2 separate regions of the Homo sapiens genome follow, and region 2 is linked to region 1. The links are chromatin loops, found by intact Hi-C in ENCODE. Cell type or tissue: endothelial cell of umbilical vein. All regions are shown on one strand.

Region 1 (2,500 bases):
GATAAAATAAGATATTATTTGATAATATACAAAAGCTTTTGCTTTCTCATATTTATTATCATTGCTCTATCTTTGTATAAACTTTTAATTTTAGGTTATCTGTGTGACTTTTTATAAGTATGTTATTCAGAGAAAGTGCAACGTTGAAATATCTTTTAGGAGTTCTTTTGAGCATCTGTGCCTTTTAATAGGTCTTCCACATGGTGCTTTTTTTTTAAATTTTAGTTTCATAATTTTTTCTTCTACAAAAGTTTTTAAACTTTTGATTGCATATGATTCACTTTAGTAATCATTTTCATTGCTAATATTTTCCTTTGTTTTAAGCCACTTTATAAGCATTTTTAAGGAACGGAAAGGGAGAAGATCATTGGTACACCCTGTATCATCATTTCAAAAGAGCATAGCATCATCTAATGAAATGTAGGCACCTCTCAGTTTCCAAACTCTACTCTACCACAAATGGCTCTTTTCCTATTCAGATGGTGCTTTCTTTAATTCTATAGTTTTAATTTTCTCTCAGGAAATGCTAATTCTCATTTCATATGTTTTGATACCAGGGCTTATTATTCTGGCGCAATATTTTTAGCTATATTCTTCAAATGTTAACTATGCCAATCAGGTTCCTCTTTGTTTCAAAAATACCATATACAAACCTAATTTTATTTCCCCCTCAATTTCTCTACACAACACCACAGCTCTCTGTACTCTTTAAAATTTCAATAAACTGTGGTATTTTATTAATTCTATTTTATAAAGAGAACTTTGAGAAAATAAAGTTCCAAAAGTGAACTCCTTTTTAATGAGCACTTTATGAAATATGCTTTATCTAAAGGTCACTATTACTCTTCTTTTAATTATACAATTTGTGTCCCCATGGACTATTAAATATCACCTCCATTTTTTACTAGTACTAATACTTTCTCAACTATTGTGATAAAAAATGTGTCATGAATAAATAAGCACAATTTAAACTCTTCTCCATACAGCAATTTCTCAAAAATGTCACACTTACTTGTAACAATTTAATAAACAGCAACATTAAATTAACTCTTATTAAAATCCAGTTTTATAACTGGTGGTATGTGCAGCAATGAGAAATTTCTTAATGTGGGGGATAGAGAGTGGTGAGATGGGCAAAAAAGGGACAAATAGTAAGCAGGACGAAGGACCGTAAGATTAACAAATAAGTGCTATTCTTTATTAGTATCAGAATTTTCAGCATTGGTGCACCCCCTACTGACTGAAGTCCACATAAGGCTGTTTTAAAGTATCATTTAATGCCTGTCATAAATCAACCAAGTTACTTAAGGAGAGTCGTTATTAATTTTCTTCCTAAGTAACTTTTCTGGATCTAGCTGGGCGCGGTGGCTCAAGCCTGTAATCCCAGCACTTCGGGAGGCCGAGGCGGGCGGATCACGAGGTCAGGAGACTGAGACCATCCTGGCTAACACGGTGAAACCCCGTCTCTACTAAAAATACAAAAAATTAGCCGGGCGTGGTGGCGGGCGCCTGTAGTCCCAGCTACTCGGGAGGCTGAGGCAGGAGAATGGCGTGAACCCGGGAGGCAGAGATTGCAGTGAGCCGAGATGGCGCCACTGCACTCCAGCCTGGGCGACAGAGCGAGACTCTGTCTCAAAAAAAAAAAAAAAAAGAAAAAGAAAAAACTTGCTGAATCTTTACTAGCTATAGAGGAAAACCATAACCTAACAACACAGAACTCAAAGCCGCTCAACACTGAAAGAAATCTCTTGATTATTGAGCAGACATTTGTTAAGCACCTATTAGGAACTTGGAAGGATATAAAGATAACCAACCCAGAGTCCTTACATCTTAAATTCTCATGCAGGAGATAGACCGCTACACAAGCCTCTGACCCTCACCTCTTCTTACCCCTTCTATCTGCCCCTCACCTGGCCTTCCAGAGCACACTACAGTTTCCAAATCAAACTTGCAATGTACTTTCATGTACCCTTCCTATCACCCTCGCTGTTCTTTCTCCCTAGAATTCTCCCACTTCTTCTCCCTCCCCTTAAAACACAAATTCTGTTTCTTCATGATCCAACTAGTGAATCTTTTTCTGAACACTTAAGGTTTTTCCAGCTTTATATTATTACAAACAATTCTGTGACTTAGATCTTGGTCCAAATTTCTGAATTTCCTTAAATTCCTGCATTGAGAATCACAAGGACAAACAGGAATGTTTAAGACTCTTCATAGATATTGCTAAATTGTTCTCCAGAAAGACTGTACCAACTGATACTTTCAATAGAAGTGTATGAAAGTACCTACCTCACTTCATATTCACCAACTTTGAATAAGAGCTATATTTCGATTTGCTAAGTTGATAGGCCAAAAATGGTATATGGTTTTAATGGGCATTTATTTGATCACCAAAGCAGTGGAACATTTTTTCACATTAATCACTTGCATTTTTTCTACCAATTGTCTGTTCATGGTATTTTCATTTTCTAAAGGGTTTTAGTGGGTTTCTAATGGTTAT
Region 2 (2,500 bases), 440 kb before region 1:
TAGAATTCTGTTGCAATGAGTTGAATTGTGGTCCCCCCAAATTTCTACATTGAAGTTCTGAAACCCCGAGTACCTTAGAAAGTGACCTTATTTGGAAATAGAACCTTTGCAGTTGCAATTAGGCAAGATAAGGTCATACCTGAGATAAGGCCCCTAATCCATATGACTGGGGTCCTTATAAAAGGGGGAAACTTGGACTTAGATGCATGGAGAGAAGATATTGTGCCGATCCAGAGAGAATGCCATGGGAACATGGGGATGGCTGCCACAAGCCAGGGGACACCTGGGGACACCAGATGCTGGAGAAGCTGGAACGGATCCTTCCTCGAGGCTTCGGAAGGTGCCAACTATGCCGACACCTTGATTCTACACTGCCAGCTTCTGGCACTGTGGGACCATGGATTTCCACTGTTCTATGCCACCTCATTCATGGTGCTTTGTTACAGCAGCTCCGGCAAACTAACCCACCTTCAGATCCAAGACAGTGTGCACAGCACTCCGGAGGAAAATTCCCAACAAGTCACATATTTTTAAAAATTCATATCAATGAGAAGTTTTACATTATCTTAACAAATATAAAAGCACAGTCATCCTGCAAAATCCGAATGGAAAGACATCTTCCTGATTTAATGATCGCGATTCTTAAATCCGAGTCTTTCACACTGGGATCTTCACATCTGTCCTGAGGGTTTGAGTGCTGTCTCCATGAGAAAGTGAAGTTGCTTGAGTTTGAGGAGCTGCATTGCCACTCTGTGTCCACCAAGGCAGTCAGAGCTGAGCAGAAACTCAGGGTGAATTCCAGATCCCGTAGCCCAGGTTCCATCCCAGCCCCAGCACGGAGTGGGTGACTTAACCTGTGTGTGCCTCAGTTATCCCATCTGTAATGTGGGGCCATTATTAGGCGCTTACCTTATAGAGTGCTGTGGGGATTTTGTCAATATATGTGTGGTTGGCTGAATAACAATACCCCCCACCAAAAGATATTCATGCCCTAATCTCTGGAAACTGTAAATGTGAACTTACAGGTAAAAAGCAACTTTGCAGATGGGATGAAGTTAAGATCTGAAAGAGGAAAGATTATCCCTGGGCCGGGATGCGGCCATGGGTATCCTTATCCGAAGGAGGCAGAGGGAGACTTGGCACATACAGAGGAGAGGGTGAAGCTGAAGCAGAGACAGACCTGAAGATGTGGGTCCTGGAGACTGGAGTGAGGACGGCACCCCTGAGGAACCGGCAGCTGGCAGAAGCTGGAGCAGCCAGGGACAGCTTCTCCCCTGGCGCCACCAGAGGGCGCACGGACCTTGATTTCAGACCTTGATTTCAGATTTCTAGAAGGGAGAGTACTTCTCTGCTGCTTTCAAGCACCCAATGTGTGGTCGTTTCAGCAGCCACAGGAAGAGCTCCTCAGCCTCGACAATATTGCCAGGGTGGGCTGGTGACCCTCTGTGGTGGGGGTCACCTCGTGCACTGCAGGGTGTCTCACAGCACCCCATCTCCACTCGATAGATGCCAGGGGCGCGCCCACCTTGTGTGATAACCAAAAATGTCTCCAGACGCTGCCAGTTGTCCCCTAGGGGGGCAGAATCACCCCAAGTTGAGAAGCGAGTGTGAGGACAGCCCTGGGGCTTGGCGAGCACGCAGTGTAACCAGGGGCTAGTTTTCATCATCTCCCTTTCTCTTAGTGCTGAGACAAAGCTGAACACTGTTCCTTCGCACATCGCCCCCAAAGACCTCCTGGGTCAGAGGGGACTGAGGGGACCCCACCTGTGAGGACATCATGGGCAGGGAAAAGGAGAGAGACTGAGGTGGCCTGAATGTAAACCCCAGTTCCTCTGGAATACTCTTTTCCCTAAGAAAAATAAATTTGAATTTGGTATTCTACAAAAATATTACAGCTGTATTTGCACGTGGATACAAAGTATTCCTTTAAGTCCTTGGATCATGTCCACTCCGTGACACTGCCACCCAGCGCAGCGCCTTGGTGTGGGAGCTCGGTCCCCTCTTGGGCACCACGGGACACAGGGCTGCTGTGTGGGTGGAGCAGGAGGTCAGGATCAGTGCAGGAACTCAGCAGGCCTCCAACGCCAGAGGCAGCCATCATCATCCACACTGAGGAAGATGCACTATTTCAACCCAAAGACTAAACCACAGGCCCATGTGATGTCGGGAAGTGGTCACTTCTTTTTTTTTTTTTTTTTTGGAGAGGGAGTCTCACTGTGTTGCCCAGGCTGGAGTGCAGTGGCGCAATCTCAGCTCACTGCAATCTCCACCTCCCAGGTTCAAGAGATTCTCCTGCCTCAGCCTCCCGAGCAGCTGGGATTACAGGCATGCACCACCACGCCCAGCTGATTTTTGTATTTTTAGTAGAGACGGGGGTTTCACCATGTTGGCCAGGCTGGTCTCGAACTCCTGACCTCAAGTGATCCATCTGCCTCGGCCTCCTAAAGTGCTGGGATTACAGGCGTGAGCCACTGCACCTGGCCACTCCTCTTCTTTAGAG

What was found. A loop is a pair of places that touch in the nucleus more often than their neighbours do. Peaks named below come from ENCODE experiments on the same cell type or tissue, not always from the same donor. Only the 100,000 strongest peaks of a DNase experiment are listed, where the experiment ranks them.
Region 2: it touches region 1 in a loop (5-fold over the local background); 5 of 110 quality-filtered maps call a loop at or near these places.

The regions. Positions count from the first base shown.
Region 1 is chr20:59,054,204-59,056,703 of GRCh38, reverse strand. No RefSeq gene overlaps it. Among named protein-coding and RNA genes, the nearest start is that of SLMO2-ATP5E, 13 kb to the right of the region's middle. In endothelial cell of umbilical vein, no CTCF peak of the experiment used is centred here; a DNase peak (open chromatin) is centred at 1,233; H3K27me3 peaks cover 590 bases.
Region 2 is chr20:59,494,878-59,497,377 of GRCh38, reverse strand. No RefSeq gene overlaps it. Among named protein-coding and RNA genes, the nearest start is that of PHACTR3, 110 kb to the left of the region's middle. RefSeq lists enhancers at 1,183-1,232, 970-1,470. In endothelial cell of umbilical vein, a CTCF peak has its summit at 1,274 (motif pointing right); a DNase peak (open chromatin) is centred at 1,287.